3 separate regions of the Mus musculus genome follow, and all the other regions are linked to region 2. Evidence: chromatin loops called from intact Hi-C (ENCODE). Cell type or tissue: left cerebral cortex. All regions are shown on one strand. Each heading gives the region's core, and the rest is flanking DNA. Links, peaks and the distances in the headings are about the cores only. Region 1 overlaps Las1l (LAS1-like (S. cerevisiae)). Region 2 holds the start of Zc3h12b (zinc finger CCCH-type containing 12B). Region 3 holds the start of Zc4h2 (zinc finger, C4H2 domain containing).

Region 1 (8,000 bases), core at 1-8,000, 240 kb after region 2:
ATCATATTTGACAAGGCACAACAACAGTGTTAAGAAACCCCACCTACCCATTCCAACCCACCTTAACAGATTCAACGCCACCTAGAAAAGTCCCAGGACACATCAGCAGGATTACCTATTCTGTTCAGCCAAAAGGGCTGACATTTCAGCCCCACCCCACCCCACACTCCAGCCTACTTCTGGAGTTCGCACATAAGAAACACAGAACCCTAGGGTTTCAGTGAACACCCAGGACCCTACCTTCATACTCTATCTGCAAAGCTGCCAACTGCTCAAACGTAGGAATGAGGAAACCATCATCTAGAAAAGCATCCAGCACAGCATCCCTAAGGCAAATAAACAGTTAGTTTAGAGAGGCATGGTTGCACATGCCTATAGTCTAGTCCCAGCTACTCAGGACACTCAGAGACTGAGGCGAGAGCATTATTAAATTCAGAACCACCCTGGGTAATATAGAAAAATGAGTCTTTAAAAAAAAAAAGGTGACCTTTCCAAATAGGCTGGACTGCCTCACTGGTTGTTTAAAGTTGAAATGACTTAAGGGTCTGGAATATGGCAGTACCTCAGTGGTACAAGACTTAACATATTGTGCATAAGGGCCAGAGTCTAATTCCCAGTACCAAGAAGGAAAACGAAAAGGCACACTAGAATGAAACCGACAAAAAGACACCTATTCCTGCAACACTTCAAGAACAGCTAATAGCTCTGGTTCAAATGGCCAAAGTGCCAGTGGTAGAGAGTAATCAGAAGACAAAGCTATTAGGCTTCAGGTTCCTGGGACAGGGACTGAGTCAGAGTCTGGAGTCAGTAGGCTTTAAACACTCATGTATGAAGCATGTGGTGATCTAAGTCCCAGAAATGAGAGCAGAGGTGACTAAACAGCTCAAATCACAGCATAAAAGTCCTAGACTGACAGAAGAAATGAAACGCCTGAGATGGCCAAGTGCTTTTAGACCTCAGTTCCTGCACTGTTTTTGTTTCTCCTGTCCGTTTCTCTAGCCTTCACACTGGTTACCTCCTTCTTTTCGATCCTAGAGGTCAAACTACTAGGTATGCAACTGCTTGTCTGGAGATGACTCAGGCTTCCTCACAGATAACCCAAATCAAAGTCAGAGGGGTCGGAAACATCAGCAACAGGGGAGACTTCTCAACTTCAGCTAGCTCAAACCTAAAGCAGCAAGAGCGAAGTCTCCAGCTCCTGGCTTGCTAAGAGCCTCTCCTAGCTGACTAGGTCTAGCAGGAGTCAAGCTTTCAAGATGTCCCAGTATCTAGCGGGATGACAACACAGTTGGTCAGCTCCTTCTATCTATCCAGCAGAGCAAGATGAGAAAACAACTGTCCTTACACTCATCCCTCATCTCCTCAGATAAAACTCCTAAAACGTAAAGTAACCTACCAGCTGCCTGCTCAGCAAGCAAAGGCAGTTACTACGCACAGAAGTAATTTTTCCCAGCTGCTGGGGAAGCTGTCCCTCCAACTTTTGCTGAAGGGTATAGCTAACAAGTCTAGCATGGGTAAACTCTAATGAAATGTCTTTGGAGCTAAGCATCGTGGAGTATAGATATTTAATCCAAGCACTGCGGAGGCAGAAGCAGGTAAATTGATATTTGAGTTCCAAGACAGCCTAGTCTACAACAGCCACAGCTACACAGGGAAAACCTGTCTCAAAAACAAAACAAACAAACAAACAAAAAAACCCAGCACCATTACCTTTGAGACTAGTCTTCTGGGAATAAAGACAAGAAAACAAGAGGAGTCCCAGCTTACATGGCAAGCTTTCATCCAAACTCACTTATATCAGATCTAGTATAGATTCTTTGCAACTCTGTATCTTAGATTTCTTTTAACTTTCCTTTACTGTAGGGCCAGCATTGCCTCCATAGTTTTTTCTTTTATCTTCTTTTTGGCACTGTGAGTCAAAATAAGGCCTTGTGCGTACTAGGCCACTGCTCTACCACTGACCATTCCACCCCCAAGCCTTCTTCCACAGCTTATTGGCAGCAAGTTCTCCAAAGACCTTTCAAACTGAACTTAGGCAGAATACACAAAAGCAGCAAGTCTTGCCTACTCTGCTTGAACTGAACACTGTGGGCAGGGCAACACACAGCCATAATGAGAGGAGGGAACCTAGCCTAGCTTCCAGCAGCCATGCCCCAAGAAGACCTGTCCTCTATCTGCCTGGCCAGGATTACCCAAAAGATGCTGACATCTTCCAAAAGCTGTTTGAAAAAAACAGACCAGGTGGGGAAGTGTTATATATCAAAAAGCATTTTTCTATTTGTCAAGTCTGTCACATTCCATGTGACAGAGGGAAAAAGTTGCCAGGGACTGCATGACTACAGGCATTTATAGCTGGTTATTCAGTAACTCTCAATAGGCAACCTGGTAGCTGGCAGGGTTGGAGGCAGATCATACAGAAGACATAATCACCGCTTAGGGGAGGAGGATTAACTCTAGGATTTCCTACAAGAGAAATCAGTTAGCTACAACATGACAACGGCTCTCTTTCTGCTACTAGGAATTGAACTCAGGGCAATGTACATGCTAGGCAAGCATGATCCCAGCCAGTTTTCTTTTTCCCCCTCAACTATTATTTTTGAGACAGGATCTCACTAAGCTGCCCAGACTGGCTTTGAACTCATTCTGTAGCCCAGGCTGTAAATTTGCAATCTGTCTACTCAACCTTTAAAGTAGCTAAGATTACAGATCTACATCACCAACTATGTCTTGTCTTGACACCCAATTTCAATGAGGCTATTACCCTCTACTGTAGAGAATAGGCAACCCTGAGTTACCAAGTTACAAACCTGTTCTCCCATGAAATGCTCTTGAGTTCTTCTAGGATACATTGTACACGTGGGGAAAGATTATTCCACACTTTAATAGCCTGAAGCAAATGCCTGTGTTTCTCCAGCACCTGACAGCAAAAAGAGTCCAATCAGAAGTCTGACTCTGCCAAGGACCCTACCCCAAACCCCTCAAGGATCCCTTCTCATAGGACCTCAGCACTGTCCTTAAGGGAACAGGACAAAGCATGCATGGTGAGCCCACAACTCCTTTATAAGCCCAACAAGTAAAAAGAACTAGATTGTCTCCTTCTCCCGCTCTCCCCACTCCAAATCCTCTGTGGCTCCCAAACATCAGAAGTTCTGATGCTCAGGTGCCAATTGGAAACATTTGGTTTGAGATGAGCAGAGATCTTTGGGCCAAAGGGTTAAGGAGAAAATAGGAGAAATGAGTTGCAGGAGCAAGGAGAATTGTTGAGACCCAGGTTCCCATCCTAGTTCTGCCATAAACTATGTATATAACCCTGAATCTGTCCCTTTCGTCATCCAAGGTTTCAATCTGTCAGTGCAAAAGGGAGAAAAGAACCTAAATAGTTTCCAAGGCTTTCTACAAAACGTACATCTTAAGTCTCATCTGATTAGGGACTCTTACACCCCACCTGCTGGTCATCTTGAGAATCACAGGGCTATACAGCTATACCCCATTCCCAGTTCTCTACATCCGAGCAAATGAAGTCCATGAACTTCATTATCTGCTTGCTCTCTTCCATCAGTTCACAGGATCATCTGACTAGACTCTGCTGGTCTCCTTCCTAGGTCCCACCCTCTCCAAGAAGTACCTTTATGCTTTGCCACTTTTCTTCCAAATTCTCTGAGAACTTCCCTCATGTTTTGCCACTTTCAAACTCTTTCTCAAGACGTCTCTTTCAGGCAGCTGGCAAGAGGGAAGAAATGGCTAGGACAGGTGACAGCATATCGCACCAAGGATACTAACCTTAAACTGTTCCTCTTCATAGGATACCAGCAATTCTCGCGCTTTCTCTGAAACCAGAATGAAAAACAATGAAGGAAGCCTAGCCTCTCATTCTCTCTGGGCATCTGAGCTTCCTGTACCTTGAGCTATAAGCTGACAACTAGAATTGCTTCAACAATTGAACAACAATCAGATTCCTTCCCTATTTACTTCATATAACTCAAAAAAGATGGTGAGGCAAATACAATATCCATTCACCATGGAAACTCTCCCCGTAAGATAGTTTGTGACAGTGATTTTTTTTTTAAAGATTTATTTATTATTATATGTAAGTACACTGTAGCTGTCTTCAGACACACCAGAAGAGGGCATCAGATCTCATTACAGATGGTTGTGAGCCACCATGTGGTTGCTGGGATTTGAACTCTGGACCTTCGGAAGAGCAGTCGGGTGCTCTTACCCACTGAGCCATCTCACCAGCCCCTTTTTTTTCTTTTTTTTAATGCTGGAACTCCACCACAGCATACAGAAAATAAATTATCAAGGACAAAAGGCAGTACTGACCTCAAGCTTCCGTGCTCGCGGCACATGCGCCCCTCTTTGCCCCACAAATACCTACCATACAACTCCTTGTGTCTTGAAGATGGTTCTGGATGAGAAGCCACCTCCTCATTGCCTTTAGTATTTGCATCATCCTCGACAGCCAACTCTTCATCTTTGTCATCATCCTGAGGCTCTGGTATCTCTTCAAGTACATCATCGGCAATAATTTCACGTTCCTCTTCTTCAGGATCTTCTGCATCTAGCTGGTCCTCATCCAACTCCCAGGTTTCTTTCAGGCTGCCTTCCAGTTGACGGCTCCAGTATGTCTTCTGGAGCCAGTTGAGGACAAAGTAGCAACCTAGAAGAGGCAGGGGTGGATTCAAGAGATATGCCATAGGACCAATTATGGACAAGTAATTAACAGGTCCCCAGTTCTCTTAGCCTCTATTCTCATACTGTATGCATAAAGGAAAAGTCTAAGGAAGAGACGTGGCTCTAAGGCTCAAATCTCATATATTTGCATATATCCTCTCTTGTATTCTCCTGCTCACTGGTATCTTTCCTGGGGGTTGAGGGAGTGCGGATATAATCCTGGCTTGAGACATGGGTGTCAAATAAAGCAAGGGGTGGTAAATGGGAGAACTGAAACCTAGGTATACCAGCCACTTACACAGCCTTAACCAAGTCTTTCCCTTTTCTAGATCTCAGTTTCCTGATTACAAGGGAAGAGCCTAAATCAGGGATTTTTAATCGAGATGAAATGAGCATAAAAAGAATGCCTGAGTTCATGACACTCTGGTTCATACCTCTCAACTCACCCCTTCAGACTACTATACTACCTACAGAGGCAGACTGAAGAGGAAAGCAATACCCTATAATTAAAACAGCAAAGAGGACCATAACAGAGGCTACAGAGACAGCTCAGCAGCAAAGAGCATTTGCTGGACCTGCAGAGAACTCAGGGTTAGATCCCAATGCCCAGAGCAGGTGGCTCACATCTGCGGGTAACCCTAGCTTCAGGTGACCCAGCAACCTCTCCGGGCCTTCAGCATCCATATACAAATAGCAAACACACACTCACGTACATCAATAAAAATAACTCTGAGGTTTAAAAACGAACCAGAATAGTACACTGCCAAGCCATATTAAACAAGGTAATACTAATCCTGATTTCATTTTTTCATACTTTCCACATGGACTTTTTTCACTATGAAAAGGCTACACATTATGATCAGTAAGCTTGTGAAAGCCAAGCCTTATACTGTAACCAAAAACAGTCTATACTATATTTCACCTGGTGCTGACACCAAGTATAATCCTCCTCTTTGTTCCTCTTCCCCAAATGCCACCCAGCCCGGGCCCATGAGCTTAACACACCCACAGCACTCACCTCTGCGGCACTCATTTATATGGGGCATTTTCTTGTGGGTCAAGTTGTGGCGAAGTTCAACAATCCAGTCTGGAATGTTCACCTAATTAGACATGAGAAAATAATAAAGCTTGCAGAAACCCAGGAATTAATCACCCTGGCTATCCATCCCAGTGAAGTTTCCAGTCTTAGATTACAATCCAAGGTTCCTGATTATATTTTACTGCTCACTGGAAGAAGTCTTAACATGAGAAAAGGCAATTACCCCCCACCCCCCAGCCATTCTCCTCTAAGAGCTGTCTGTGATGGGCATTACGAATAAGCTTCTCAGTCTCCCTCTGCCTTTTCCTTCTTCCTAGGTACCTTTATTCTTCCTTGCCTCTCAAAAGAGCTCCAGCAAGTTTTTCTTCAGGCTTGAGAACACATCTGCCATCAAACCCATATACAACTAACATACTTACTGAAGCCAGAGATAGCTGGCTTTTTTATTTTATTTATTTATTTATTTATTTATTTATTTTGCTGCTTGGGTGAGCTGTTTCTTTCCTCAGATTACTTACTGAAGCCAGAGATAGCTGGCTTTTTTATTTTATTTATTTATTTATTTATTTATTTTGCTGCTTGGGTGAGCTGTTTCTTTCCTCAGATTGCCGGCTCCCTGAGGGCAGGCATTCGACTGTTACTCTTTTGTGTCCCTAGCCAGTGGCATAGTCAGGCTCCTCACTTTCACTGGGCCACTGCAAACTAGCAGAGCCAGCCAAGCCCACGGAAATGCAAGTAAGGAGAAATAAGGGAGCAATCCTCTTTAAAACCGGACATTCAACCGTCCAGTCAAAACCTTTCCGGTATGGACTCCACTCCAACAGCACAAGAAATAATCCTGAGACTCGACAAATGGATTGCATGACATTCTTTAAGTTTCTGCACATCAAAGAAAATAACAGAGCAAAGAGATAGCACAGCTTAGAAAATTCGAGAAAAATATCTGCCAAGTGTATATCATACAGATCATTAGTAATAAAGAATCCAAAAAAATTAAACAATAAAACATCACCTAATCAATAAATGTACTAATATATAGTTCCCAAAGAAACATGCATGGTCAATAAATATTTGAAATAGTGCTTAACAGCCTTAGTCATTAAGGAAATACCAATTAGCGGGGCGTGGTGGCACACACCTTTAATTCCAGCACTTGGGAGGCAGAGGCAGGTGGATTTCTGAGTTTGAGGCCAGCCTGGTCTACAGAGTGAGTTCCAGGACAGCTGGGGCTACACAGAGAAACCCTGACTTGAAAAAAACAAACAAACAAAAAACAAAAAAACAAAAAAGGAAATACCAATTAAACTTTTTCAAGATTTGATCTCAGCCCAGTCAAGATTGGTATTATTAAAAAAAAATAAGCAACAGTAAATGCTGGTATGGTATATTCAGGTATTGAAGATCAGTATGTGAAGCAAACAAAATAAGCCAGGCTCAGACTCAGAAAGACAAGTGTTTCAAAATTTTTCTCACATGCAGAATCTAGATGTAAATTTGTATATGTGTGTATATATGTTTAGGGCAAAGAATAGAGAAAGAGGAGTGTGGGCAAGGGAGGAAGGGGGCTAACGAAAGGGACAAGGAGAGCAAGGAAAGCTAATGGAGTGTGACATGCACACAACAGGAAGGGTTATTTGAAAGAGGGTGGATAGGAGTGGAAAGCAGAGAAGGGCAAATAAAAAACAACTATAGCAGTAATATATGTACACGTGCCCTCGTGGAACATACTATTTCATGAGTTAACAACCACCAAAAACTTGAAAGCTAAGGGCCTAAAGCTTCTACTGGCTTATCTGGTAGTGATGAGCTAAACTGGTTGATTTGCATACCTTACCCCATGACCTACTTAGGAAGCCCTCCTAGAAAAAGAGAATGAGCAATGCAACCTTTCGCACATACCTCCTGAGCCAGGTATTTGAGGGGAAGGTTAGAACATTTTGTCTTCCTCTCTGAGATAAGATTCACAAACCTGGGTTGGGAGAGACATAAGTGGCATAGTCCAAAAAACTGTTTTACTCAAAATTCCTTATGAAGTACCTTTCTACTGACTTCCCCATTCTTATGCTTGGTGTCAGCCAGAGCAGGGATAGTCCCTACCCACCCCAACATTTACTAAGGGAAACAACACAGACAAATAAGACACTTCTGGTCTTGGCAAATTTGGTCTAGAATAATCATGACATATGTAGAACACAATATGCTGTAGATGTCAGAATAAATGACTACATGAAATAATATGGGGAACACAGATAAGTGACAGAAACAGAGGACAAAGGGAGAGACATCC
Region 2 (10,711 bases), core at 1,413-9,412:
ACTCCTGGGCATATATCCAAAAGATGCTTCACCATACCACAAGGACACATGCACCACTATGTTCATAGCAGCCTTATTAGTAATATCCAGAAGCTGGAAAGAACCCAGATGTCCCTCAGAGAACATGGATGGACAAGAATGGATACAGAAAATGTGTTCATTTACACAATGGGATACCATTCAACTATTAAAAACAAGGACATCATGAATTTTGTATACAAAACTAGAAAATATCATCCTGAGTGAGCTAGTCACTGATAAGTGCATATTAGCCAAAATGTTCAGAATTCCCATCATACAACTCACAGACCATAGGAAGCTTAACAAGAAGGAGGGCTCAAGTGTGGATACTTCAAACCCACTTAGAAGGAGGAACAAAATAATCATGAGAGACAGAAGGAGGGAGGGATCTGGGTGGGAGGGGGAAAGGGAAGGAGAGGGGGGCAAGATTAGATATTGGGGGAAGACAGGAAAGAAGTCCAGAGGACCAAGAGAATGAATGTAAATGCAGTTGCCTGGGGTTGGGGATGGGGGAACCTCTAGAAAGTTCTAGAGACCTGGGATGTGAGAAGCTCTTGGGATTCAATGGGGATGACATTAGCTGAATTGCCCAACAGTGGGGAGATGGAACCTGAAGAGGCCAATTCCTGTAGATAAACATGGCCCCCAGTTGAGGGGGGGGGCCAACTGAGACAGATGCAGATTTTTTTGGCATAAGAGTTTAATAGCTTTATTACTGTGTGGCAACTTACAATGCTTATTCACTGGCATTCACGCTTTTGAATATTTCTTTAGTATTCTCAGTTGTGAATGTCATAAAAATATTAGTTTGTTTAAGTAGATAAGAGACTATATATATATATATATATATATGTTTTTATTAGATATTTTCTTTATTTACATTTCAAATGTTATCCCCTTTCTTAGTTTCCCCTCTGAGAGTTCCCTATCCTCTCCCCCCTCCCCCTCCTCCCCAACCCACCCACTCCTGCTTCCTGGCCCAGGCATTCTCTTATACTGGGACATAGAACCTTCACAGGACCAAAGGCCTCTCCTCCCATTGATGACCGGCTAGGCCAACCTCTGCTACATATGCAGCCACGAATCTCTCCATATGTTTTCTTTGCTTGGTGGTTTTGGTCCCAGGGAGCTCTGGGGTTACTGGGTAATTCATATTATTGTTCCTCCTAAGAGGCTGCAAGCTCCTTCAGCTTCTTGTGTAGTTTCTCTAGCTCCTTCATTGGGGACCCTGTGCTCTGTCTAATGGATGCCTGTGAGCATCCACTTCTGTATTAGTCAGGCAGATTCTTATAGCCAAGCAGTGGATTGAGGTTGGGGATCCCCATGACTGAAGGAGCTGAGGATTGCAACCCCACAGGAAGAACAACAGTGTCAACTAACTGGGACCCCTCAGAGCTCCCAGAGACTGAGCAACCAACAAAGGAGCATACATGGGCTGGTCTGAGGTCCCTGGCATATGTGTAGCAAAGGACTGCCTTATTTGGCCTCATTGGGAGAGGATGCACTGCTTTATCCTCTGAAAACCTGATGCTCCAGGGAAGAGAGATGTTGGTGGGGTGAGGTAGGGATGGGTGGACATGTTGGGGAACACCCTCTCAGAGGAAGGGTGGGGGTGGGGTGAAGAACTAAGGGAGGGAGGACTAGGAAGGGGGAGACATTTAGAAAGTAAATAAATAATTCAATTAAAAAATAAGGGAAAAAGAATTCCTGCGAGTTTCATTGTTTTTTAAAGCTAAAGAATTAAATTTGGTAGTGAGTTTGAAAGGAAGCTAATAAAGTCACACATTTACAGTGAAGAATGGTTAAGGTTTAGAATGACAGCTAAGGACATTTTCTTGGGCAGAGACTTCCGTGACACTGGAAAAGGAAACTAAATATTTGGGGACATAAATTTGGGTCCAAAGGTCAGAGTGAGTTTCCTCAGAAGAGCTGGAATAAAAACAATCAACAGATGTGATGAACTATTACAAACACAGGGCTCAAATGGTTGGAATTCCAGGAACTACCCCAGTTTTGGAGACCCTTCACCTCACCTATCAAAATGAAATCATGTACACAATGAGATTGACCCTGAATATCTGGTAAGATTTGCCTTTGATATCTTATCATTCTGGTCTTCTTGAAAAGCTCTGTTGAGGAACTCTAACAAGAATCCTCATAGTCTTGGTGTTTGATCTTAGTCATTTTCCAGTCACTCACCTCTGTCTTGCTTCTTGGTCATATAGCCTCAGTTGCTCACGTCAGAATTGAGCCCATATCTCTGCCCTACTGCAATCCTCTACTGCAGTAGTCTTTCTTGAATAATTTCTCTTTTGTTGTTGCATTTTACCGTTTTTAAATGAGTAGCAGGATTTTTTCTTTAAAACTATAATTATCCCTCAGATAGAGAATTTTTCCCAAAATCTTTAATATGGCACACAGACATTGCACAATCTGTTTCAAATCTAGCTTGTCTGTACTCAACTCTATTACACAATTATTCTGTTCTGATCATAATATAGACAGAATATATTTAAGTCAAAACCTCTATGGCGGTTTGAGTGAGAATGTTCCTGTATGTTTGTGTATGGTGATGCTGTTTATGGAAATTTAGGAGGTGTAATCTTTATGGAGGAAGTATGTCACTGGAGGCGAGCATTGAAAAATTAAAAGACTCTATGGCACTTACACTTTCTCTGCTTCATGACTGTGGTTCAACATGTGACCTCTCAGACTGCTCCGCTAGCAGCCACACCTGCAGTTTGCTGTCATGCTTCCCTACCACCATAGATTCTAAACCCCAGGAACTGAATGCCCAAAATAAACTCCTCCCCCATAAATTTGTTTTGGTTATGTTATGGTGTTTTATCACACCATTAGAAAACTAATTAAAACACTCTCCTGCTTTTCACAGTCCACATCCTTTAGTTTCACTTTCACATACCTTTTAGTTTGCATGGAATTATGTCTTTTGACAATCTTCTATTCATCTGTTAACATGTAGAGCAGTGTTACCTCTAGCATAAATGTATATGTTTATGAGGAATTTCTTCTTAGTCACTTTGTACATCTACTGTGTCAACACAGGGTTTGTATATGAAGAAGGGTCATTGATTTGCAATTGTAAAGGTGAATAAAAAAGAAAGATGACTATTACTGCTTAGCTTTGTAGAGTACCTCATTAATGGACATAATGACCCTTTATATTTTCTCTAACATTGAAATTATTGATAAATGACTGCAGGTATTACAAATTCCCCATCTCTGGCATATTTACTCTTGTAAATGTGTATCTTCAAAGTTACTTTAGAACCTCATATTAAGCTGCAACCATCAGGAGTATGTGTGGTGTGACTCTGGAGATGTTTTACTATTCTTTTAGAATAAGTCAATTAGTTAAGCAAACATCTACCTCAAATCCCATCTTAAATTTCATCTTAAATTTGCAGTGACTTGAAGGCCAACCATCTGCATGTACTTTTTTGTGTTTATTCAATAAGAAAGTCTTCTTTCTTTACAAATGTGTATAGACACTTCTGTTTGTTGATAGGACTTACTTCTTTATCAATACAATAGATGCAGCTAGAGCATGTGACCAAAGGAAGGCAATTTAGTGTTTAGACACCACTGAAAATACAGTTTTTAAAATATTTACTGGCTCTCTGGTTGCCATAAAGTTTCATTTTAAATTTATAGTCCATTTGAAAATTATATCTTATTAACATTTTTAGGGCTTTGCAAAGGTTTTACATGGCATAGGCTTTTAAATAGTATCTAAAATGTATATTTCATTAGATTATCATTCAGTAGGGTATATTCTGTAAATATGCACATACTATTTATACATTGTATTATGTTCAGAATTAATTACATGTTTTTGTCTTATAATTACACATTACAGAAAAGTTAAGGCTGATTTTCAGAAGATCAATAGCCAGCAGAAAATGACACAAAATGTTTTATGTATAACCATTGTTTAAATGTCAGTTTTTAGTACTAGTCTTTTAACATTAATGAGTAGTTTTGGAAAGATCACTGGATGTTCATTAGTTCCTGGGCTCACACAGATTTCTTTTCCAGATGAAAATAGAAAATGTATGTAGGCATTTTATACACTTCAATCTGAGAATGTGTAAAACCTATCTACAGTTGGGTGACTAAGGTCTGGAATTAGAATGAAACCAGACTACTCTCGGAGGACTTTATTAAGCTAGAATGTTCAACTAGAGAGCAGGCACTTTGTCTTGTATTGTACAGAGTGATGAGCCATTGCAAATAGCTCCTTTTTTATTGAATGCTTACTCTGTGTCACAGTAGGTTATGTATGTTAAGTGCTTCACGTACTTTTTCTCTTCATCCTTATAAGTATTCAGAGTACTGTGTTTCTCATTTACAGTTGAAGAAACAGATTTAGAGAGGTTAGAAAAAGAACAGAAATACAAATTTGGCAGCAATTCCATTCTCCTGACCAGAGGCAAGTGAGAGTTGGGAGTTTTATAAAGATCACTCTGGTAAAGTACAAGAAAAGCCTGCAGGAAAACCATCCATAGTTCACATGCCTATCCAAGGATCTCATCCTAAGTCTCCAGGCCTCTCCATTTCAGAACATCTTGGACCTCTCCTCACGATTCTTTTACCCTGACGTTAGGGCCTGCCTAGGAAGTGGGGTTTTGTTCACTTTTTCTAGGTCGCAAACCAAACTCGTCCGAGATCAGACCGCGGCTCCAGTGGTCCCTGGCGGGGGTGGGGCGCATGCGCGCGGTTGCTAAGAAACGGCGATCCAGGCGCCGCGGTGGTAACTGCGCCGGGGCTGTGTGTGTAGGCAGCAGCGCCAGAGGAAGAGGAGCACGAGGATGCAGCTGCGACCGCGGCCCCAAGAGGGAGCAGCCACTGTTCTGTGGTCGCGGGGCCAAAGCAATTGGAATTAAGCCTGGGGGGTCCTGTTGCTGAGAGGACCGGGGCAGACGGTCCTGCCAGAAGCGCAGGCCTAGTATTCCGGGAGAGTTCGGTCTGCTGGGCGAAGGCCTGCCGCCTTTGCTTCCTCCTGGCCCTCCAAGTCGATGGTGGTGAAGTTGGTGGCCGCCAGGGGCACAAGCGCCAGGCTGGTTCTCTTGCACCCGGCGCTTATCTGGCCCTGCTTGAACAGCTGCGACGCCGCCTCCTCTCTTCCGCGGATCCCACCCTCAGCGGCGGGGGAGGGGGAAAGTTTTCCCCTCCGCAGGGGCTGCATGGTGCGAGGCGACAACAAGACCTTAGGAGAGTAGGGGTGAGTAGTGGCACCGCAGTCTCCTGGTGCTCAAGCTGTTTTCTGGTCTTAGGGTCTCTGGGGCCCCAGCAGGCCAATGAAGCTCTGCACTCTCATTCAGAAGCTTCTGACACCCTTCCTGCATCTGCTCGCGGGTAATTTCTTCCAGTTAGTTTTCCTTTTGAAAGCCGTCACTTTGTGATCTCAATCCTGGCTTCCAGAAACATAGTGTCAGTGATTAAGGCCTGGGGTTGCTTCTTAGATGCTGATGATTCTAAGTACAGTCGTGCACCTTCTTAGTCTCTGGTCTGGAAACAGATTCTTCTAGTGCCCTGTTCACATTTTACTCCTTGTTCTAACTGTGGCTCTGACTCTTGATCACGGGAGACAGCCTGACCTGACCTGAGGCTTGTCAAGAGCCCATCCTCCGCATTGCTGATGCTTCATGACGAAAGAATTGACCAGATAGCTTGAGTGGTACCTTACTTTGCAGTATTGTTTATACTCATGTGCAGTAGGCAAGCCATATGCCTAGCCCCTGATTCTTAGCATGTAAAGCTAGGCAGATATTAGTTATGTTAAATAATAGTGATAATAAGACAAAACTAGTGACATGTCCTATTTGACAACCAAAGTACCACCAAACTTGAGAAGTGGACAAAGTAAAATATTGACAATAGGGGAAACATTTTACAAAGTATTCTTCATCAAAAATGACTCACGTCTTCATTTAAAAATGTGTTGGTGAAACTTAGATACTCTTAATAAAAATAAAGATAGTTGTGACTTATTTGTTCTTCTTAAATTAGAGTATAAGGTATAGTTGAAAATAGTCAACTTCTCTCAAAAACATTTGGCCCAAGACACCCAAAGTGAGACTTTGGATACCATGATTAGATAAGGTTCTAAAGTTGCAAGGCGTTTTTCACAATTATTTTGAGGTGTGAGACTGTTACTTTAAAAGCAGATGTGAAAATTTACAGTTCCCAGTTGACCCTTTTCAAACGTGAACTCAATTTGAATTGATGTATAATTTTAATTGCAAGGTACTCCTGTGGGCTGACAACAAAAGATGGGTTCTTTTATTTCACTCTCTTCCATCCTGACAGTTTTAAGCCATTTCAGGTCTCTTATCTAAAAAGAAGTGGAGAAAAAGAAGCACATTGGTGGAAAAGCTAAATTTAGTTTTCGGTTACCTCTTTTAAGCTAGAGAACTTTAAAAAGTATATAGATGCTGTGTGTGATTAGGTAACTTTGGCTAGTGAATCTGTTAACACTTCCAGTTTCTTGATAGTTTTAGGGAAAATGTCTTATATGGATTGCTTTTGTGTTTGAGATGTTCCTGTGTTTAAAGTATAATACTAGGGGAAAAAATAGTTTTCTACCTCGATGTGAGTTATCTGCTATGCATTGGCAGACAGGCATGCTTCAGGAGCCTAGATTTCAAACTTAGAGGTCGTTTCTGTTTGCAAAAGGTCTTGATGAATTTTACTCCTAATTATTTGAAATACTATTACATCTAAAGGAAAAGAATTTGACAATAATGAATATGGTCAAGTAAGTACCACATAGCCTAGCATTCCCACAAACTGTCATAAACATATGGGAAAATGATATTTTGTTTTGCAAGTGCTGTTAAGGACTTGATCATTAAATTCTGGAATAAAGTTTGTTTTTGCTGGGTTTTATTTATTTTATTTTCAGAGATTTTTAATAAGTTTTCATTTTTTAGATTTTCACTCAGTGAACATCACTGTGGTAGGCAAGGAGAAGAGTAGATTAGACACAGGTTCCAGGGTCTGTTGGTGTTGCTTGAAGCAGAATATCTAGAAGCATGAGACACTGGATCTGGTTGCTGGTAACCAGTAATAGAAAAAATTTAAAAAGCCAACTGAAACAGTTCGAGGACTTCAATTGGGAGAGAAGCATACAGATAGGCTATATTAATCAAAACATAGAAAAGTACAGAAGAAGAGCTAAGGAAAAAAAAAATAAGAGTACAGGAAAATTACTGAAGTCTAGGGATTTCCTGAGAAGGCTTCATAGAAAAGTGACACTTTTTCTTCAAATTGTAGGCTTTGTTGGAAGGAGGAAACATTTATCATAAATTTATTAGATTAACTAAAGGAGAAAAGGATTATTTATAGCAGTTAACTTTCTTGACATGAGCAAACTTTTCTATGCTATATTTTAATTTAATAACAAATTAAATACTAATTACTTTATAATATACATGTTATACAAGTTAGTTTTAAAATAATCATCCTATTTTGGCACACATAAGAATGTTTTCTAAAAAGATACAAATAATTAAGTTCCCATACTTTATAAATGTACATATTTCACTGAATAGTAAATCACAGCTATAGTCAAAGTGTTTTATATAAAACTGGTACAATAAACACGACCTTGTATTATTAATATTCCCCAAAGGTTATTTCCAGATACATTCTATGAGCAAAATGAATTTTGATTGATTAGTTATATAACTTGGTTTATTATATACTACTGTGTACAATAAAGGGAAGGGCTGCATTATTATAGTCTTGAAATTAATACTGGTCAAAGTTCTAATATATTAATGTGTATGTTAATATTTAGCAAGTAACATATGTTTAAACTTCAATCAGAAATCTTTGTAAAACTTATTTTAGTGCATTTCTAATTTTTTTGCTACATTAAAAATTGGTTAACATGTTAACAGTCTCTAGGTTTTGGTCAGCTATTGTAAATTAATATTTTCATGCAGAAAAATAACAAACCACATAGCAATTACAAGATATCACTGATTTACTCTTAATTTCTTTTGCAAATTTTATTGCATTTGTAAAAATGCAATATGAATTCAGCAAAACTGTATTTTCATTATTAAAATACTATTTATTTTATTTTCTGTCTTTTATTTGTCAGACCACCACCATTACTACATCCTATCATAATAGACCACACATACTTGAAACCAAGGGTAAAGTTCCATCTTTAAATATTAAACAGCCATTTTAGACAACACATATTTTGTGATGGAACCTGAACATCATTTATCAAATGTGGTAGGGAAAGTTGTCATTTTGTATTATAAAACAGATAGGCCAGATAGCAATTGCTATAGAAATGAAGTAAAATGGATTATTTCAAGCTTTTAAAACCATTTTCTTAAGGAGACCTTCTACAATGGCAGACCTTGTTTATCTTCCTGGTCAGTCATCTGGAAGCAATTCCTCACAAAATTGGTTAACTTGCTTTCTACTTTGGAAAGAGAACCACCTTTTCCTATACATGCTTGCAGTCTTGCTTTAATGTTTATTGTAGAACTAAGTCCCTTTGATAGTTTAGGAAGAATTTTCTCCTCCTCCTCCTCCCCCCTCTTTCTACCTCCTTCTCCTTCTTATCATGGTGTTGATAGTTTTAAGTCTTTTCCATGCTGGTTTTAATTTTCTGCATTTTTAGTTGTTGTATCTTTTGGGGAAGGTGTTTCAAGACAGAGTCTGCAACCCTGACTGTCCTGGAACTCACTCTGTAGACCATGTTGGCCTGGAACTTAGATCCTCATGCTTCTGCCTCTCAGATGCTGGGCTTAAAGGCTTGCACCTCCAATGGCAGGCTAGTTGGAGAATCTTGTAGAGATTTCTTCTCTGGAACTTTGCCTCTTTGTAGTAGTTTGGTTTTGTCAACTTGGCACAATCTAGAGTAGTTTTTAAAGAGGGAACCTCAATTGAAAAAATGTCCCCACCAGATGAGCTTGTGGAGAGGTCTGTGGTGTATTTTCCTGATTGAAGATTGATATGGGAGGGCCCAGCCCATTGTGGGTGGTACCATCCCTATACTGGTAGTTCTGAGTGCTATGAGAAAGCAGGCTGAACGAGAATGGGAAGCAAGCCAGTAGGCAGCATTCCTTCATGACCTCTCTGCATCAGTTCCTGACTCCAAGTTCTGCCTATGTACCTTCCCCAACTTTGCTTCATGATAGACTACAAGCTATTAGATGAAAGATAACCTTCCTTCAAAACTTGTGTTTGGTCATTGTATTTTGTCACAGTACTAGAAATTCTAAGACACCCCGTCTCATCATTGTTGTTTCATTTATCAACAACTTTCTTTTTCCCCCCTGTGGAATCTTCCTGCCACTGCCAGGGGCCCAGGTCACTTTCCAGTTGTACTTAAGAATTGTCCATACTCTTCATCTTCTGACTCTGCATCCTCTTCTACAGCGGCTATGTGTTGTGCACAGACCCTGACCCATTCTTCAACCTGAAGAGCAAGGTAGTGCAATTTCAAAGTCCCTAAGGGAAACTGTCAGTTTTAAAGACATTTTCAAAGTTGCCAGTGTTACTTTAATGTGACTGGCTTCATAATATACAGTTCTACATTCTCTAGCAATGCTGGACAGTTGCAATAATCTGTAGCTGTCAGCCATCTATGTGATCATGAGAGAAAAAAAACCAGTACTCTCCATTGTACTGTGTTGCTACATTGTAATGTTTTAGTAGGTTATATGCATTCAGTTCAGTTGTTATTCATGAGTTTTTAACTTTTGATTGAGTTACTGAGATGTAACCACATCACAAGTTGAGTATCATCTGTATCATATTTTAAAAAAGTTGTATGTCCCCCAACATAAACTCACATTTTAGAATTACAAAAAATGTGCACATTTACTCCAAGAAGCAAAATACACAAACTTCAAATTTGTGAGGCCTCTGTACTTTTCATCTGTTATCTTTTGCTGCCCACAGAAGTCTTACTTGATAAATATGTTACTGACAAACAATAATTCATTGTTTCTAGGCTCAGCATATAATTGCTGTTTCACAAATTATCATTTCATTGTTATTGATGGTTGGGGTTTGGGTGGAGTGTTTCCAGTTCCTTGGTCTCTTGTTCAAAGACTTGAAATACACTGATTGCAAAGTAGCAGGGGATCTATTCAAAGCAAAGGCACGAGTGACAGCAGGCCACTTGAGTGAGTGAAAGGATACTCAAAAGTTCTGTGGAGGGATCCATCCCATAATCAGCTCCCAAACGCTGACACCATTGCATACACTAGCAAGATTTTGCTGAAAGGACCCAGATATAGCTGTCTCTTGTGAGACTATGCCAGGGCCTGGCACACACAGAAGTGGATGCTCACAGTCAGCTATTGGATGGGTCACACGGCCCCCAATGGAGGAGCTAGAGAAATTACCCAACGAGCTAAAGGGAACTGCAACCCTATAGGTGGAACAACAATATGAACTAACCAGTACCCTGGAGCTCTTGTCTCTAGCTGCATATGTATCAAAAGATGGCCTAGTTGTCCATCACTGCAAAGAGAGGCCCATTGGACTTGCAAACTGTATATGCCCCAGTACAGGGTAACCCCAGAGCCAAAACGGGGGAGTGGGTGGGTAGTGGATTGTGGGGGTGGGTATGGCGGACTTTTGGGATAGCATTGAAAATGTAAACGAGGAAAATACCTAATAAAAATAA
Region 3 (10,711 bases), core at 1,431-9,430, 52 kb before region 2:
TGAAATATATTATCTGTTTTATTTTTATTCATATATATATAAAACATATCATAAGTATTCATGTGCATACACTGAGATTATGTTATAATTATGTTAGAAAGTTTCCTATAAGAGGTCTGATGGGGAAGAAGAGGGCCAGAGAATAGGGAACAAGCGAGTGTAAGAGCAGTCCATATGACCAAAGTACATTATATACATATGTGCAATGTCACTAGAAGTTTTTTATACATTAATATGTGATAATAAAAAAGAAAATATAAAAACACAAATTTTCTTTGATCACCAAACATTGTTAAGAAAATTCAGAAGAAAAAGTAGTCATTTCTATCATGTTTTTGCTTGGTACTTCTGTGCTTCCTGGTGTTGCAAAGTTGTTTATTTCTCTACTTGAAATATTTTTGTCACCCTTCTGCACTACCCCTGCTGATAATTCCATCACTTGAGAATGTCTTCTATCTTGAAATACAATATATTACTGCACATAGGATTCTACTCTGGAAGCTCTTTTCCTTCAGCACTTGAACATGCTGTACTCTCTACTAAGTCCTTGGTATTTTTTCTGTTAAGGAAATTGCCTTTCTATTTTTCCCCCATATATATAATTAGGGGATTGCTACTTCTCAGCTGCTTTCCTTAAAAGAATTTTTTTCTTGTTCCTACTTTTCCTGAAGTCTGATTATAATGTGTGTTGGAGTAGATTTAGTTGACTCTTATTACTGTTTGATTAGCTTCTTGAATCTGGAAGTTGTTTTTCTTCAGTAAGGAACAATATTAGTCCTCATTTTCCCAACTATTTATTTCTCCGGTCCTGTTTCTCCTGTCCAAGGACAATTTTTAAACTTAGTAATAACCTCACCGTGATTTCTCTTGCTTTAGGATTAAGCTGCCTCATTTTTTTTTTCCGTCTTCTCTGTCTTACAGTTGAACCTATCTGTTGAGTTTTTAAGGTTGTTTTAAAGATGCCCTTTAGCATCTTCTTTTGTTTTTATTGCTGTTGGTACTTGTCTATTTCCTGTGGTTTGTAATTTTCTTTAACTTAAGGAAGAATGTATTTGGATTTATGGTTTCAGAAGGAAAGTCCATAATGGCAGGAGAGAGATGGCAGCAGGCAGCAAGGACAGGAAGGTAAGAAGCAACCTCAAACAGGAAGCAGAGAGAATTGGTAATGCCCAGTCCTCGAACCTGCTACTCCAGCAAAGCCCTTCCTCCAGCAGTGTTATACTATCACTCCAAATAGCACCATTAACTGGAAACCAAGAATCAAATACCCAAGCCTATTGGGAACTTCCTCATTGAAACCAACACACTGTAATACCTGGCTCTTTGATTGGTGACAAGAAAAATACAAATTGTCATTTACTCCAACTCCAAAAGTCTCTGTAGTCCTTAACGTTTCCAACACTGTTTAAAAGTCCGAAGTTTCTCTGCATTGTGGTTTTTGTATGTTTAAATGCTCCCAGGGTGTTGCAGTTGTTTACAGAGGCACTTACATGATGTATATTTTAAAACTCGTGTTATATTATTCTGAATCTGTGATTTATCAATATTGATATCTATGTAGTTTTTCATTCACGAAGAGTTATTGGTACAGCGTGAAATTTTTCAATAAAAGTTGGATATTCTGGATCTTACTTAAATCTTTTGTCTTAGTAGGCCTTGTGATACTCTCAGCAGAAATCTAGCTTTTACACTGGATCTTTCTTAACAACCAAGTGTTATTGGAGTGGAAATTCATGTTATTGGAGTGGAACTTCAGCCTTCTCTCTAAATCTCTCCTTCTACTATCTAACCTGGTTGAGAAAAGAAGTCATGGCTCCTGACTTGTTCTCCACTGAAAAGGGTCTATTTTCACTGGGGATTAATGACCTTGATCCCAAATAGTCCACTTCTGGGGATAAGATAAACTTATTTTAAAGTCCATGAAGAGAAGACTGAAGTTAGAGACCCTCTATTCAAAGGTCTAAGCTTTTCATTAGTTTCATCCTTAGCATTCTTCTGCACCAAAGAATCTCATTTCCTATCTCCTGATGTCTTTGTAGAAAAAGACAGCAGCAGACCTTCAGTGGGAAACAGAAGAACAGAGCCTTTGTAGGCAGACTCAATTCCTGTGAAAATGTAGCATTGTTAAGCTTCATGAATATAAGAACTCACTCAAATTCTCCAGACCCCCATTTTTCCACTTATGACAAAGGTCACAGGGAACTTGCAAAAATGGATTGAAATGGGGGAGGGGCTGGCATAACAGGGGCTCAATAAATGATCATTTCCTTACTTTGCAAAAGGAAAAACACACAATCCCTCCAAAAGGAAGAAGAAACCAAGATTCTTCACTACCATCACCATGTGTAGATCCCGCAGAGATACCACAAAGGTTAAATCTATTGTCAATTTTGTCAGGGTTAAATTATATGGCCTAATTTTTAACAAAAGATACACTCTATGTCCTTTTTCTTTCTTTTTCCATATGTCTGAAAAACACTACAGATTCAGGGAGTTAGGCACAGCAGGGGAGGCCAACATAGTCAGCATTTGAATTATTATTGTTTTCTTGGCGGGAATAACACTGCAGTATCAAAAACTTGCTCACTGAGTAACCTATTGGAGGTGTGACAATTCTCAGTTTGCCAAACCTCCAGCTCTTGTTCACATCCTCATAGTTCACAACCTTCTTCCAACCCCAGGATAGGAAAAAAAAAAGTGGTGAAAGAGTTACAGGCAAATAAGAACAGCCCACTCCCCAGCTTCATCAGCATCCTCAGACTACAGCCACAGCAAAGTTGCAAACTGAATGAATTGGCCAGTTAAACTTGGCTTTCAAAAGGCTTTCTCAAGCTCTGGGTCATGAGGCTGACAGAAAAATCATTCTCAACTGTTATAAAGCAAGAAGCAAAAAGCGACTTGTTCTAAACAAAAAGAACACTAAAAAAAAAAATACATTTAGTTGTCCTGGTTTATCCCTCTACCTCTATTCTATCTCAGCTACATCTGGGAAGACATCGCCATCTCCACTTCTTCCCTTCTTCCTGGTACACACAACACACACACACACACACACACACACACACACACACACACACTTCCACCAACTACCTCCTCTAGACTTGATTTCAATTTAGCCAAGCCCCTTCATTCTTCACCTCATCTATTAAGTCTGTGATGAATGGACCCCCTTCCAGCTCCTGATTCCCTTTGCAAGTAGCCCAACAATAGATAGTTTTCACCAAACAACAACAACAAAAACAAAAACAAACCAACAACAAGCAGTACTCCTTGCTCCCAGGGATGCCTGGGAAGGGAGGGGTGATCGAGGAGAGTGGAAGGATGCTGCATTAAGCAGTGACCCGCTTACCTGATCTCTTTAATGCTTTCCAATTTGCACATGATTTCTTGTTCATCTGCCATGCTTTTCACTCTCAATTTCACGTCCAGGGAATTGTTTAAAAAAAAAAATGCACCAGCCAAGGCATACAATAGATACAATACAGCCACCTCCTACTGGTTTGTGGCTTTGAGCCTGTGTGGTAAGGGCTTAGAGAAGGCCTGGGAGCTGTAGTCCACAGTTCCGGGGCCAGCCAGGCAACCCGGGTGCCTCTAGAACTACAACTCCCAGAAGGCCAAGCAAAGCATTCCTGTTCCAGTTCCTGTAGCGGCACTTTAAATCAATATGTCACTGATAATTATGTCAAAGATTATAAGCAAAGGAATGAAGATATTTGCCCTACCAATGTGCGGCAAAATGGAGAAAATTTTCTCGAAAGCAGCTAGGAAGATGAGAAACATACCTTTTATCACAAGACTCGGACTCGGGCCTCACGCCTACCCCCACCCCACCCTGTCAACAAATTAAGAAATCATTTATTACAGAATGCCTTGGGCTGGAGAGAAACTGTAGGTGATTTAGCTTCCTAGATGTCAAATTTTCTAGATGCTACCTAGGGATTTGTAGCTTTGACATTGAAATGTAAATAGACTGGAACTGAAAACCGGGGCGGGGGGAGCGGCGGAGACGGGGCTGAACAAGAAAAAGGGGACTCTTCAAAATCAGGAAACCGAGTTGGAGGAAGGACCTCTTTCCTTCTGGTTCCTCATCCACTGAACTATTAGTGTGCTTGTACTTTGCCAGTCAATGAAAGGTTTACTGAGGGAGGCCCTGAAGAGGCAAAGAAAATAAAAGCAAGTTCGTAGCCTTTGTGAAGGAGAGAGTGAAGTATATTGTAAATAGAGCTGTCACAACGCCGAGATAATCAGTGAAACCTGAACATAGAAGGTGTTAATATGTTTTTAAAACTAAGAGTTTTCCAGAGAAGAGTGAGATTTCATGGAAGCAATGGCCTACATGGAGAATGCAAAGGGCAAGTGGTTCAAAGTGCCTGGAATATAGGGTTCTTGAAGTGGTATATTAGAGAGAGAAGTAGAAGCTGTATCAAGAAAAGATAGATTGTAGACACATTTTAAAAATATTTTAGAATGTTTTCTTTGGCTATTTTATGTGTTATACCGTGTATTTCCATCAAATTCACTCCCAAGTTGCTACTCTCCTATCCCTTCCAGAACTATCTCCCTCCTAAATTCATGCATTCTTCCTTTAAGCCATTTTTTGGTGCTACCCGTGCATGCACCGGTGTAGGGCCATCTACTGGAGCATGGACAGTATTATGGAATCAGCATCCCTGAAAAAAAAAACCAAAACAAAACAAAACTGAAGCTCATTCCCTAGCAGCCAGATTTTGAAATACCATGGAGTGTCAGATTAGAGTTTGGAATTCATCCTATAGGCACATAGTTATTCAGTATGCATTTGTGCTTACTGTATGCCAAATAATGTGCAATTATATTTAGAGTATATATCAATTTTTGGTGCTGGAAATTCTACTCAGAACCTTATACATCCTTAGCATGTACTCCACTACTAAGCTACATCTCTAAATTCTAAAGTAAAATAATTTAAAAGCACAGGAGCAATTAAATTGGGGTGATATGAGAAGATGCCAGTGAAAGCAAAGTTTAGAGTTAAAGAAAATGAAAGCTAGTAAGAGGGTATTAGTTATTCAAAGAAGATAGATTCACGTGGAAGCCAGGCTTCAGAAAGGAGTGTGAGAGGTAAGTTAACAAGACTCACCTCCACATTGTCCCTCTCAGCTGCCTGTTGAGGGCCCCGAATCTTTGAGGTACTTTACTAAACTGCAATTCATAGATTTACTAGAGAGAGGAATTTCAGGAAGCAGAATTAGAGATTTCGTGAAAGATATTGTGGTGGTTTGAATAGGAATGGCCACCATAGGCTCTTGTATTTGAATGCTCAGTCCTTATGGAATGGCATTAAGCTCAAGCCAGGCTCTTTCTGCTTCCTGTGAATCCAGATGTAGAACTCTCAGCTGCTTCTGCAGCCACCATCTGCCTGCGTGCCACCATGCTTTCTGCCATGTGGGTAATGAAACATGAAACTGTAAGTAAGACCCAATTGAACGCTTTCCTTTATAAGAATTGGGATGGTCATGTTTCTTCACAGCAATAGAACATTGACTAAGACAGATATTAAGGAGGAAAGGTCCTCAAGAAGAGACCTAGAGCACACATGAGAATATGAATATGGGATTTTCTAAAGGAAAGTCAAAGAAAATGAGATTTCCCCAAATATACACATAGACTCCTTTAGAGAGTCACGATTATTTGTTTTAGCATTAGCCATAAAAACCATTTTGGTGACTCTCAGATAGCATACCAAAAGGTTAAGAAACCATTTGTTTTCTCAGTTTTCCATAAGTGAGATAAGTGAAGTGGCTACTTCACTTGGGTGGAACTATAGTCTGATAAAGTAATAAGATTCATTGTAGTTTGGCACACAAGGTGTTCAGTACGTATCAGTTAGCTATAAATGGGATTCCTGGGAAAGTTTCAAGTTTGTAGGTGTTAAGGGAGAATGCCTGTAAGCAGATGCTAATTGTGCTGTAATTATCAGTTCTATGTTGGTGATGGACTTCAAGTAGACGCCAGGGTGACTCTTCTAGTGAACAGTGTGAATATAGGTGGGAAGGATAGGCAGGAATCGAGGGAGTGGAAACTTCAGCATATGTTGTATAAAAATAGTTTGAATAAAAAAGGTGGAAAATAAAATCCAAATAGGTTCCTGGATGAACATAAAGTACTTTTCAATATGAGGTAGCATTATTTGGGGGAGAAGTGGTCGTTGTAGATGGACATATATGGAAGTAGTTCAAGAATGAACTTAGAAGAACTGTTTCTATTTTTGCCCAATTTGTTTGACAATTTTGCCATGCTAGGAATGGAACTCAGTATTTCTGTATAATAGACAAGTGCTCTTCCAAAGAAGTACATAGGGGGCCTAGTCTTTAAGGTTTTAATATAAATGTATCCATCCTTTTAAAAATGTTGACATAAACCTGGGAGAGTGGGGCCTAAAAATGAGGTAAAGTCTCATGCAATAGCCAACTTTATTCAGGGCATCGGCGATTTATATTCTGGGGGTTAAGCAAGTCATAAGTAAGGTTCACCGGAGTTTAGGCTGTATACAGTCACAAGACCAACCTGTCCTTGGAAACATTTTTGAATGACAAAAGTAAGATGATGGATAATCTGAAGCAAACCCCACTATTTACTACACCTGGGAGAGGCACGAAAGCATGTTAGAAAACCAAATCATGTTATGGAAAAACAAGAGGTTTTAAGACGTTTATCTTGTTTCCTTGCAGTTATCTCACAGTCTCTGAGAATTCTCCTGGCATGGCTTCATTTATAGACGGTGCTCTAACAATTGGCTTTAAATTTTTTCCTACAATATATTTTAATCACATTCTATCCCCTCTTTCAACTCCTCCAAGATGCTTACCGCCTCAATATCCACCCAAATTCAATGTTCTTTCTTTTTCTTTCAGAAAAAAAAAATCAAAGCAAGCAAAAGTCAAAAAGGAAAAAAGAATACCAAACTAAAGCAAACAAAGGAATCCAGAAAATATGGTAACTTGTTTTGTGTTGGCTGACAACTGTTAAACATGGGATGTGATTGATATACTCTATGTCACACCATTGGAGAAAACTGATTTTTTTCTTTCTCCCTGTAGTTATCAATTGAATATAGCTTCTGAGGAAAGGAATTTCGTGCCTTTGTCCCTTTCTCTGTGCTAGGAAATTTTTCTGACTTGAACTTCTTTAGGTCTTATGCATGTAGTCTCTGTGAGTTTAAATGTACATCAATTCATGTTCTATTTGGAAGATGGTATTTTCTTGCAGTCATCTATCACCTCTGGCTCTTACATTCTTGAAGAGAGGCTCTTGATGAAGACATCTGACTTAGGACTGAGTGCTCCAAAATGTCTCACTTTCTTTACATTATCCAGTTGTAGAGGTCTCTGTGTTAATTCAGTCTACTACAAGAGGAACCTTCTCTAAAAACGACTGAGTGGAGTATTGATGGCCATAGCAATTAAGAGTCAGTTTATTGCTATGTTTCTTTAGCAAAATAATAGCAGTATGTTTTCAAACTAGGGCCCATGAACTATCAAATCTCGGGTTCTTAAACATATTAGCAGTCTCATGTATGGGTTCTAATCCATGGAGTGGTCCTTAAATCCAGTAGAAAAGTGGTTGGTTAATACCATAATATTTATAAAATTATTATATAAGTATACCTTACAGCCATGTTGTTATTATGAGTCACAAGTTTTGCAGCTGGGTAATACTGATCATTATATTTCTTATCTGGTAGTGTGCATAGTATCTTTGAGCACCATGTACACTAGACAGTAGAGAGGAAGCTTCTAGTTGAGCACCACCTTGATTTCTCCAGCTTCAGTGGCATAAATAGTGTCTTCAGATACATGATCTTACTATCAGGTTGTAGAGGTTAACCAATGGCATTGACATTAGCCTGTAATATTAGTGGGTAGTTATATGAGACTACTTTGGCCAATGATTCAACAACATGTAACTCATTCCTAGCACCGCAGGTTATACATGGTAGCATTCTGTTTCCAGTTATGACATTGTCTCCCACATTATATTGTAATGCCATTTAATTTTATTTCATATATGTATACATTTCAGGAAGCTTACACAGTAAGCCATATGTTTTCATATGGCTTTTCAAAAGACTTAGTGATAGTTGTCCCTTCACATAGTCCCTCCTTTAACTTTTCCTCCCATTCCATCCCAACCCACCCCATTTAATCCTCCTAAGCCAATTTCCCCTTCTATATTCTATTCCCCATTATTGAAAGTTCCTCTCCTCCCCACCACAACCCCTTCCAAGCTCCTTACAAGCTACCTAAACAAAGTAGTTACTATAAGTGAAGCACACATGTCTAAAACTTATAAGATAATATCTAATCTAAAACAATCATATAATAACTTCTGGAGGTATCACCACTCCTAATTTTGAGTTTTACTACAGAGCTATAGTAATAAAAGCCACATGATATTAGCATAAAAATAGACTGGTTGATCAATGGAATAGAATCAAAGACCCAGAAGTAAATCTGTGGACACTTAATTTTTCACAAAGTATCCAAAATTATACAATGAAAAAAACAAAGCATTTTAAACAAATTGTGCTGGTCTAACTGAATGTCTGCATGTAGAAGAATGCAAATAGATCCCTGTCACATAAAACTAAATTCCCTTTGTCAGCAGGTATCAGTTAAAATAGTTTCTTACTACATGTGTCTTCTTTTTCTTCGCATTTCTGTGATTTTGTCTGGCTTGAACCTGTGCATGTCTTGTGCAGATTGTCATGGTCTCTGAATTCATATGTATATCAGTCTTGCTGTGTCTTGAATATGCTATTTCCTTATCATACCTGTACTGGCTAGTTTTGTGTCAACTTGACACAGCTGGAGTTATCACAGAGAAAGGAGCTTCAGTTGAGGAAATGCCTCCATGAGATCCAACTGTAAGGCATTTTCTCAATTAGTGATCAAGGGGGGAAGGCCCCTTGTGGGTGGGACCATCTCTGGGCTGGTAGTCTTGGGTTCTATAAGAGAGCAGGCTGGGCAAGCCAGAGGAAGCAAGCCAGTGAAGAACATCCCTCCATGGCCTCTGCATCAGCTCCTGCTTCCTGACCTGTTTGAGTTCCAGTCCTGACTTCTTTGGTGATGAGCAGCAATGTATAAGAGTAAGCTAAATAAACCCTTCCCTCCCCAAGTACTTCTTGGTCATGATGTTTGTGCAGGAATAGAAACCCTGATTAAGACAAATTGGTACCAGCATAGTGGGGTATTCCTGTGACAGCCCGATCATGTTTTGGGGAGGACTGTGGAAGGACTTTGGAACTTTGGGCCAGAAGATTCATTCGGTGTTAAGAGCTCTGTCGAATGTTGTGTAGGAGCTTGGCAGATAATGTTGAGAACAGTGCAGAAGATGGAGGCCTGGCTTGTGAAATTTCAGAGGGAAGATTAAAGACTTTTTTCAGAGCCATTGCTAGTTTGATTGTGAAGTTTCGGTGGTTCTGGTTAGCTGGGGCTGAAGAATCAGCTGTGATTAACAAGATACCAGAACTACTAAAGCAAAAAACTTTGCATTACTGGGACTATTGGTGCTGGTTAGCTGGAGCTAAGAAATTAGCGGTGATTAAGAAGAGACCAGCATCATTGAGGTGACATCTTCTAGGAAGTGTTTTTCTGAAAGCACAGAGGGTGTGTTCCAGAGATAGCCAAGATTGTACCTTGTGCTGTGGCTGGACTTGGTAATGTGTAAGAGTCACCCAGGTGGTACTGGTTTTGAAGGCATGAAGGGGTCACGCAGAGCAGCTGAGGCTCTGCAGTGTGAGAGGCCATGGAAGGCCATTGGTAAAGGTGTAGCCTCAGTTGCAATTGACAGTCCAGGACAGAAGGGGTCATGCATTGTTTTGGAGATGCCAGTACCATGAGATGACCACCAAGAACAGCAACAGCAGTGGAGTACAGGCACCTGGAGCCTAGAAGACAAGATGTGTGCTATAAAGGGCATAGCTGGAGAAGTGACCCAAGCCCTTGGTGGAGCCCAGAAGATCATGAGTTGGATCCCAGACATTGGACCGTTGGAGTTTAATTATTGCTTTTGATTGTGACTGTGCCCTGATATTTTTCCCTCTTGAAGGAAGAAAATATTTTAGTGGATCCCACAGTTAAGAATATGTAAAGACTGTGGGACTTTTAAAGTTATTTAGATCTTGGGGATGAATAAGAATGTAAAGGTTGAGGCTTACTAGTGATGTGGTTGTGTGTCAAGTTGACAAGGGATCAATTGTACTGGCTAGTTTTGTGTCAACTTGACACAGCTGGAGTTATCACAGAAAGAAGCTTCAGTTGAGGAAATGCCTCCATGAGATACAACTGTAAGGCATTTTCTCAATTAGTGATCAAGGGGGAAAGGCCCCTTGTGGGTGGGACCATCTCTGGGCTGGTAGTCTTGGGTTCTATAAGAGAGCAGGCTGAGCAAGCCAGGTTAGGCAAGCCAGTAAAGAACATCCCTCCATGGCCTCTGCATCAGCTCCTGCTTTCTGACCTGCTTGAGTTTCAGTCCTGACATCCTTTGGTGATTAACAGCAATGTGGAAAATGTAAGCTGAATAAACCCTTTCCTCCCCAACTGCCTCTTGGTCATGATATGATGTTTGTGCAGGAATAGAAACCCTGACTAAGACAATACCTTAGAAGTCATTTTGTTGTTATATTCTTTTAGCAGAATAATAGAAATGGGTTTTCCTATCTACTCTCAGG

What was found. A loop is a pair of places that touch in the nucleus more often than their neighbours do. Peaks named below come from ENCODE experiments on the same cell type or tissue, not always from the same donor. Only the 100,000 strongest peaks of a DNase experiment are listed, where the experiment ranks them.
Region 1: it touches region 2 in a loop (2.6-fold over the local background); 2 of 42 quality-filtered maps call a loop at or near these places.
Region 3: a loop joins it to region 2, with 2.4 times the contacts of the local background. A loop is called at or near these places in 2 of 42 quality-filtered maps.

The regions. Positions count from the first base shown.
Region 1 is chrX:95,947,530-95,955,529 of GRCm38, forward strand. It overlaps Las1l (LAS1-like (S. cerevisiae)), which reads right to left. Exons shown (of 13, transcript NM_152822.3): 3 at 7,613-7,682; 4 at 5,693-5,774; 5 at 4,379-4,660; 6 at 3,781-3,827; 7 at 2,808-2,917; 8 at 241-326. Among named protein-coding and RNA genes, the nearest start is that of Las1l, 5.4 kb to the right of the region's middle. In left cerebral cortex, for the core only: a CTCF peak has its summit at 3,453; a DNase peak (open chromatin) is centred at 3,452.
Region 2 is chrX:95,706,881-95,717,591 of GRCm38, forward strand. It overlaps Zc3h12b (zinc finger CCCH-type containing 12B), which reads left to right and starts at 4,798. Exons shown (of 9, transcript NM_001034907.3): 1 at 4,798-5,266. In left cerebral cortex, for the core only: CTCF peaks have their summits at 4,945 and 5,152; DNase peaks (open chromatin) are centred at 4,793, 5,115 and 5,508; H3K4me3 peaks cover 2,268 bases; H3K27ac peaks cover 892 bases.
Region 3 is chrX:95,654,903-95,665,613 of GRCm38, forward strand. Zc4h2 (zinc finger, C4H2 domain containing) reads right to left here and starts at 3,607. Exons shown (of 5, transcript NM_001003916.2): 1 at 3,350-3,607. The coding sequence starts at 3,402. In left cerebral cortex, for the core only: a CTCF peak has its summit at 4,645 (motif pointing left); DNase peaks (open chromatin) are centred at 3,575, 4,029 and 4,576; H3K4me3 peaks cover 1,797 bases; H3K27ac peaks cover 1,349 bases.